Linked DNA regions of Homo sapiens: region 1 is linked to region 2. Evidence: chromatin contacts called from ENCODE Hi-C or POLR2A ChIA-PET data. All regions are on one chromosome and are shown on one strand. Each heading gives the region's core, a stretch centred on a gene start or an enhancer-like site at or near the end of the contact. The rest is flanking DNA. Distances are from core to core; before and after follow the strand shown. Region 1 overlaps VTI1A (vesicle transport through interaction with t-SNAREs 1A). Region 2 holds the start of GPAM (glycerol-3-phosphate acyltransferase, mitochondrial).

What was found. Hi-C counts contacts between places; a loop is a spot of excess contacts on that map. ChIA-PET counts read pairs that join two places held with the same protein, here RNA polymerase II (POLR2A). Pooled maps may share reads with other maps.
Region 1: a loop to region 2 is called in a pooled map, with 7 times the contacts of the local background. The contact joins the enhancer-like site here to the promoter of GPAM in region 2. A Hi-C loop is called at or near these places in 2 of 37 single-sample maps with no recorded cell type and 6 of 50 pooled maps. POLR2A ChIA-PET finds 5 or more read pairs at or near these places in 2 of 52 experiments (OCI-LY7 and activated T-cell).

The regions. Positions count from the first base shown.
Region 1 is chr10:112,528,992-112,533,179 of GRCh38, reverse strand. The region is part of intron 4 of VTI1A (vesicle transport through interaction with t-SNAREs 1A); the gene reads right to left. Among named protein-coding and RNA genes, the nearest start is that of VTI1A, 84 kb to the right of the region's middle. RefSeq lists an enhancer at 1,875-1,924. Within about 2 kb of position 2,064, at least 2 of the 41 ENCODE cell types and tissues checked have a DNase peak (open chromatin) inside an H3K27ac peak, as active enhancers do.
Region 2 is chr10:112,180,977-112,185,659 of GRCh38, reverse strand. GPAM (glycerol-3-phosphate acyltransferase, mitochondrial) reads left to right here and starts at 1,895. Exons shown (of 22, transcript NM_001244949.2): 1 at 1,895-1,967; 2 at 2,769-2,866; 3 at 3,847-3,977. The coding sequence starts at 3,876. RefSeq lists a silencer at 1,748-1,977.

The DNA of each region.
Region 1 (4,188 bases), core at 815-3,314, 350 kb before region 2:
GTACCATTGAAGAGGTTTTGTATATACAAGTTTTCAGGATGTTTCCCTATTTGGAATCTTGACAACTGATTTCAGATTTTACCTACAAATGAAAATGATTAATAGCTCATGCTTTGGTTCCAGTAAGTATTTAAAACAACAAACTATTATGTTAGTTAATGTTATACTTGTACCCACTCTAGTAATAAGACTGCATTTGGAAGTAATGTTATTTTAATAGAAAATAAAGTATGCCAGGAGAGATAATACTTATTTAGATCATAGTATCAAAAATTCACGATCATATGAACTTCTGTGTATGTAAGAGTCAATTTCTACATTTTTATTTTGCTTAAGAGGCTACCACAATCATGTGGCATGTTTTCATTTTAATTTTTGAATGATTTCTTCAGTTTTCAATTTTCTTCATATTGTAAACTGGCAATGAGCTCTTACTTCATTTATATTGCAGTTTTGTTTTCACTAAAGTCAAATAAAAAATCACTCCTTACTTCTTAGTAAATTATCCTATGATAACATTTTAATTCTCTTATTTAGAACATTTTTCTATTTACCTTAAATATAACAGATAAAACAAGCTGTTTAACTCTTTAGGAACTAAAATATATAACCATATATCTGGCTCATTGTGTGTACGTGTGGGTGTGTGTGTGTTTGACATTATTCTAAACTACAAATATCACTGTATAAGTGAGATGACGACCACAGTTTCTGCAATGACTAGAAACTGAAACCTATGTTGTAACAGACTAAACCACATTCTAGGTCTGAAATTTGCATCCTCAGCAATTCAGGTCTACGACTGATAATTTTTAAACATCCAAATATCTGTAACATCTGTTATAACACTTGACATATGCAGGTCAATAAATTAAACTATTGCTTTGGGAGAAATGTGCCTGAATTGTTCACTATAAGTCTCTGTAAGTATCATGTTTACTATAGCCCGGATATCTCAATGCTTAACGCTGTTTTTGTCCCGAATTCAAGGAAGGCAGTATGCATTCCAGCTTATTCTGTTATTTCATTTGTTATATGAAAAGTATTTTGAGTACCAAAGAATAAGATTTTAAAAACTGTTAAGAATCTTTATAAAAAGGGTACATAAGTTATCATGTAATGTCTCACAGTACATTCAGTGAAAATGAAACCTTTATTATCATCGTTTCAAAATAAGAAGCTTTCTTTATTTTTAATTAACACACTCAGCAACCATCCAGTTACATACAAGTAAATCATCTTTTCATTTCACATGAAAAGTTATAATTCTTCCCCAGAAGAAGCAAAATTTTAAGCTAAAATACCTGGCCTATCATATATCGGAATCTTTCTCTTTGCTATCCCAACATCATGGGAGAAAAAGGCAAACATTAATTCTCAGAAAGAGACGATCTGGGAATTGATCGGCCAGCGATCTTTTCTTTCTGGGGGCACTATTCTTTGGTTGACTATGATACTTAAAGGGCCAAAGTTTAAAACTACTCTTCAGCAATAGAGACCATTTGGGGCATGCCACCCTGCCATAATCAATGAGTGTTTAAAAATGCTACCCATTTGTTTTTTCAATAGGTTCCAAACAAAAAACGTTCTATCTTGTTTGTGCTGCATGGCTGCATTCAAGCTCTACATCGGATTTGTAGCCAAGCTAGGTAATGGGAGGGTTTTTCATCTTTATCTTTTTTCTTTTTTTTTTTTTTCTTTGCTTAGGCCGGGAGTTATTCATTCAAGTAAACAAAAGATGGCCTATTTCTGAAAATTAACAATGCGTAGACTGGACTGTAAGTCGTGATTTCGTATTTTCTCGAGTTACTAGCTCCATCATAGGCAACATGAGAGTGTGCAATGCCACCATGTTGAGTTATGATAATCAACATCTTTTCTGAAACAAAGATTTTTTTTCCCCCAATGCAGAATTTGATACAAGAGGTAATCTGTTCCTTTGTGGGCTGAAAAAATCTGGTTTACGCTGGTTTGAACCAGTGGAATCTCTTGTGGTTAAGCCTTCTGCTGTGACTAAAATCAAAACTGCACTGCAGAGCATGTGAGGGTTCATGCGCGCGCGCGCACGTGCGCACGTGTGTGTGTGTGTGTGTGTGTGTGTGTGTGTGTGTGTGTGAGGTGTGTCACGTGACCCCAGAACTACCGAATTTTTTTTAAAGCTGATAACGCGACTGCTGTCTCTGTTCGCATACAGATAACGAATAAATGCTGAACTCTATTAAACGCCCTTTACACATTATCGTGGGTCGAACACACAATTTTCTGAACTTATGATGACAGTCTATTTATTTTGCTATAAACCCTCAGCACGTAACGAACAGATTTGTGCCTGGTAATGATCTGCTCTGCCAGGGCTATATGAAATGATACCGACCTTCTTTAGATCTTGGGGAATTAAATTGACCGACTTCACCCCCTGGTCTGTAGCTGAAGTTTGACACACTTTATGCACAGCAAGCCCAAATCAGAACTTAAGAGAACCTTGTATTAAGAAATTAAGCAATCATTATCTGCTAAATATTGCTTTGCCACAAAACTTTCCCCACATTTGGAAATAGTCTACTCTTTATATTTTGAATCTTCTATTTAGGATTTATTAAAAGTCACTGATCAATATAATTCTGCATATAGAAACTGAGAGAGTATTAGGGTTCAAAATCAAAGCTTGGAACAGTTTATTTGCCCCATTATCACACTTCACTATGAAAGGCTTTATGATTTTATTCTATAAGTTGTGTTTTTCCTTTTATGAGAATGGTTCTCATGAAATGCAATCAAGTTATGAACTATTAATGTTTCCACTCTAAATACAACATCACTACATTCAAGAACTCAACTCTTTCAAAGAAATAAAATGTTGCCACATGGAATGGTAAATACGGTATTTTCAAAGAATAGAATGATAATGCTTAAGACAGTAATCCTTGGAAAGCTGATAGCCCAAAAGTACTCAAATGTACAAAGTAGGTAATTTTCTTGCCCCTTCTTTGTAAATCAGCATTAGCTATATTTGATTGAATGAAATGAATATGAATCAGAAATGAATGTATACAAAGCATTTAATTTGGAATTAAATGCAAAGGGTATTGTATGAGGGACATTAAAAATGCTTTTGAAAAATTCTTAATTTCTGAATTTTTAACATTTCTAATCATGGCAGAAATGTTTATGTACCTAAGAGTAAATTAACATACTTTATAGTTAATTGGCAGACTATAATTATATGTATTACAGTCAGGTTTCAGATGCCTAAAAAAACTGCATCATAAATTATCAGAATGAGAAATAATAGCTATTGTATTCATATTATCGAATCTTCACAAAGAAGCAACTATAAGGAGGATGTGTATGTTACATTGAAAATACCTAGCCAGTATTTTACCTATATAATCATTGCTATTAATTCCTTATTTTCCTATTTTGATCTATATTTTTAAACTGACAGGTATATCCCAATTGCAATTAAATGAATATTGCTATTTTTATCTCATTTTGTTTATCTCCAAGTTTTATCCATTTATATAGTTAGTATTCCATGGATAAGAAGTTCTGAAAATCAATTTATTAGCAAATAACTTAGAAGTAAACTTATTTGTAGGCAGAAGACCTTTTCTTATATAAATTATAAGCAGCCCTACCTAGAAAAAAACTCTTCCTAGCTACTGAGCTACAAAGATTAGTATAGAGCCAAATTAAAATATTTTCTTTCTTTACAGAAAGAGCTTCCGTTTTGACTCCATATTCTGAATGAATGCTGATGCGGAATAAAAAAGTTATTCTCAAGTGACCATACCTAGTTAAGGATGTGTTTTAGTTTGAGGGATTTTAATTCCTATATTATGACAAAGAGCCTTAAAACAAAATGCAATGACTTCATATGAAATGGAAACTTTGCTACATTTGGTAACGAAATATCCAAAACGTTCAGTGTGGTCTCTTTGAACTTTTACACCTCAATCAAATTTTAGATGGAAAACTTCACACAAGTAATAATCTAACAGTACATATTCTCATGACTATAATTTATCATACTCTATTTATTGAAGTGACAGTTCCTTACATGTAAACTTCAGGTTCTCCAAGCACTTTCAGAATTTGTAAGTTTGATTTATACAAGTCCAGGGGAAATCTCTGCATAATCACTTTAAGGTGACAGGAATATAATTTGAAAAATTCAGAAAATATGAA
Region 2 (4,683 bases), core at 646-3,145:
TTTTTTACTGTTTCTTTTTTAGTAATGTCTAACCTATTAATCCTGTGTGTGTGTGTGTGTGTGTGTGTGTGTGTGTGTGTGTGTGTGTCTGTGTGTGTGTGTTAGGGTGTTAAAAATCTTAGATGTGGTTTTATTATCTCCTAGATGTTTGGTTTGTGTCTTTTTTTTTTTTAAAGATTTTTCACATCTCTACTTCCCATGCTCAGTTTATTTTTTCTACTTGTTGAAAACATTGAATACAGTCATAATTACTTTCTTAATGTCCTTGTTCTCTTATTTTATCATCTCTGTCATTTCTGGGATGATTTCAATTGGTTGATTTTTTTTTCTCATTTCCTGCTTCTTTTCGCATGCCTGATAATTCTGTTTGGATTCCAGATGTTGCAAATTTTACCTTGTTAGGTGTTGGTTATTTTTAATTTCCTGTAAATATTCTTGTGCTTTGCTCTGGGACACTTTGTTCTCAAAAACGGTTTAATCCTTTGGTGGCTGGCTTTTAAGATTTCTAAGATAGAATCAGAGTAGCTTTTACATTAGAGCTAATTTTGCCCCACTACTGAAGCAAAACCATTTGAGTTGTGAATTATGAGGTTTTCCAGTCGGGGTGCCAGGATCAGGCACTATTTCTGGTCCTGTATAATCACTGGGTATCTTTCTACTCTGCCTTGTGGGAGCAGAATTAATTTCCTACCCTGTGCAAACTTTAGTAATTGCTCTCTCTTTTCTTCATACATGATTATTTCCTGCCCTTAGGTAGCTTCCTCACACACATGCTCTAATCAGCGGAAGACTGGAGTGAGATCTGTTGTAGATCTCCACAGCTCCTTCTTTCTCTGTGTAGCTTTCTCCTTTCTGATATACAACTCACAGTTCCAGCTGCTTTGGCCTCCCTGCTCTCCCAGTTCTATCTCTTCAACTCAGGGAGTCTGCCTAGCTCTTTTTGGCTGCTCCCTCTAGTTAGTAAATCAAGGCAATCATAGGGCTCACCTCATTTGTTTTCCCTCCTCAAGGACCACTGTCCAGCACAACGTTTAAAAGCCATTGTCTTATAAATGCCTGTTTGTTTTTGTTTTTAGTTGTTTTAGGCAGGAGAGTAAATTCAGTCCTGTTGCTCCATCTTAGCTGGCTAGACTGGATTGCTATAAATTTTAAACTATCTAAATAGTTGCATATATTTAGGGGGTACAAATCGATGTTATGACTTATGAATACAATGTGGAATAACTGAATCAAGCTAATTGACATATCCACCTCAAATACTTCTCAGTTTTCATGGTGAGAACTTTTGAAATGTACTCTTAGCGATTTTGAACTGTATAATACATTATTATTTACTATATTCACCATGCTGTGTAACATATAGTCCGAAGGGGGAAAAAAGCCCTTATTTCTCCTAACTGAGGCTTTTTATACTACAAGCCTTATTTGCTTCTTTTCATATCTCATTTTCCTCCTTAAAGGAAAAGGCACTCAGCCACTTTGGTAGAAATTACACAACATGGCCATTTGCAATCCCTGCCTCTCCCATTCGTAGTAAATCCTACATAGTCTTACAGATCTCATAAAAAGTCAGACCACACACATAACCTGATAGCCCACGCGCACATTCCCAACAGAGCCTGGAAGAGGGACAAGCTCCCGGATAAGCTGAATTTACACAAAGCAGAATGAGGTACCCACACACACTCACACACGCATGGCCTAGGCAGGGTAACCATCTGTCCAGGCGCTCACACACTATCTTTAGCCACACACAGGCACGCACACTCGAGTACACACATTACACCCTCGGATCCGCTCACGCTCCCTGAGGCTCGCAGGCCGGGCCCCGCCCCCGGCGCTGGCTAGCCGGCGGCCCCGCGTCAATGCCACGCGCCGGTTGCGTCATCAGGGTGCGCCACTGCAGCTGGCATTGGCCGGGACTGGAAGTGCGGGCTTCTGCAGCAGCCGAAGCTGGAGCTGCTAGGGTGCGAACTGCCAGGGCAGGTGTGGGCTGCGGGAGGCTACTCGGGCCGGGAGCGCCGGGACAAGTGCATGGAGGTGGTGCGACTCCTGCAAGTTGCTGGGGCAGTCGTGTCCCCTATTCCCTGACACCCGAGCTCCGGTCTTCTCCCTGAGAAATCGGTCGGGCTCGTGCAGGGGTGGGGATCAGGATTCATCTCTCCTGGGGAGACTGCGCTGGGGCATGGGTTCCCCTGGGTTGGAAGGAGTCCTTATGGACTCAGTCCCCTAAGTATCTGCACGCGCGGAGGCGCCGCCAGCCAGCCCGCCTGGGTCCCTAGGGAACATTGAGGCAGTAAGGGGTACTCTGAGAGCAGCCGGTATGCTGGAGATAATTAATGACAGCGTTACCATTGATTGGACTGAGCGCTCACTGTGTGTTACACACTGTGGTAGACCCTTTGTTTATATTATTCCGTCCTCTCAACAATCCAGGAGGTTAAGAGCTATCATTCTGCCCATTTTCCAGATGGGAAAACTAAGGCATAGAAGTTAACCAACTTATGGTAATAAAAAATCACACAGATGGTAAGCAGTGGAAGATTTAAACCTCACAGCTGGTCTTCCAGCCTCTGTCCTTTTCAGATCCTCTAGTCAGCTTCTCTCAGCGCATGCTGCTGGCTGGTGCCTCTGGGATATTGCTTCTTTATTACTCCTTGACCTAGAGCGAACTGTGCGGAGGGAGGAAGTGCAAAACGTGGACCTCCTGTTGGCACAAACGAGCCTCTTTGTCCTCTCCTCATCCTCTCTTCACTTCATTTTCTCAGGCAGCAGCGGCTCCCCTGTTGTATGGACATTCTGCACCCGAAACTGATAGCTGAGTCCTGAAGTTTTATGTTATGAAACAGAAGAACTTTCATCCCAGGTGCATTGGTTTATTCTCTCCCCTAGCCTGTTATGTTAGATTGTACTTATGTTAAATTTTTAAGGACATAGGTGGTTATGCCGAGAATAACAGTGACTGTAGCCAACCCATGTGGGGATTGTAAAGAAATTGGAATATGCCTTCCAAAGGAACACTGTTAATCTAGACATGACCTTTCAGGATTTTAAAGGAATAATTTTAGGCCAGGTGAGAAACAGCCAAAAGCAAAAATAATGTGAGGCTAGAGATTATGTTTGAAAGTTTTTATATTTTGGATTAATATCTATTCTAGGAGTTTACTCTTAGTGAATCTTTTTCCTTAGGGTAGAAAAAAGCTTATCGAAAAGGATGAAAACTTATACATCAGATATTTCAAAATAGTGTGCTTTTCTTTCAGAGCTTTGTAGCTTTGTATTACCTTTGTATTAAAAGTGAAAATGTTCTTTTAGGACATCACAAGAAAATTAAGATCTTAATTTAAGTACGGGAACTTAAGGGGTGCCCTAATTGCCTTAATTAAATAAACATGCCTTCCTTCTGCCAGGAACTATTCAATTAACAAAAATGAAATAAGAATAAGCTCTTATTTTCATTTGCAAATGACTATTCATAGCTATTTTGTTTGGATACAATTCATAGCTATTTTGTTTGGATACTATTTTGTTTGCATACTATGTTTTGTTTGGATACTATTCATAGCTATTTTGTGTGGATACAAAGGATACAATGTTGTATCCTTATATATTCAGGAAGTCTTAGAATACAAATGCTGATTTTTTTTTTTTCTAGTCAGGGAAGCCTAACTGTGTTCATATAAACACATCAAAGTCAGTTTTTACCTTGTGACTCAACATGGTAGAAGTCTGTCAGTTCATGTGATATCCCATTGTGGAGCAAAGTAATGTAGAAATCAGAATTTTGAGTTCTAGTATTTACTCTCTCGATTCCTTGTTAATTTAAATGGTACCTATTTTTTATAGCACATGATTTGGGAATTACACTTTGTGACATGGATGAATCTGCACTGACCCTTGGTACAATAGATGTTTCTTATCTGCCACATTCATCAGAATACAGTGTTGGTCGATGTAAGCACACAAGTGAGGAATGGGTAAGTTTAGGATAAGAGTTAAAAGCACTCAGCCTAAAAATGTTCATTTCAATGATGTTTATGAAGGTGCAAATACTGGCAGCAACATAATATCACATCAAGATTAATAGCTACAGAAACTGGTATGTTTATGAAGCCTAATAAAAAATTTTATGGCATTATATTGGGAAGAAAAAATGGTTAGAAAATTTATGTACACTGATTATGTTAGAAAACAAAATAATCATTTTGCATAGGAAAAAAACCCTAGTAGTAGTTTTGGGTCGGTAAGAAATTTTTTTTTCTTTCTTTCTCTTGGTATGTACTTTCCATGAGTTATACTTGAAAAGCATGAATTTTATAATAGAAGTAAACTTTAAAAAATTAGGAACTTATAGTATGAATTCAATCCAAAAGGCGTACATTTTCTTGGATTGTTTTTCCTATTTCAATATAACATGACGTATTTTAAATATCTTAATTGTCTTTATATAAAAAATGGTGGGGTTTTTTTTTTTGCTTAATTTTGAGAATGTTATATCTGTATAACAGAGATGTGAGCAACTGAGCTCAAAGTTAAGCATTTTTAGAATAGAAGAGCAAGGTTTGACCCTAATTGAATAGTATAGCTATAATTTAAGTTCTGGTCTTTAAGTTCCCTTGATAAGATAAAGGAATGTTATATAAGTTTACCTGTTTTTTATTTAAAGTAAAATTATAAAAACTT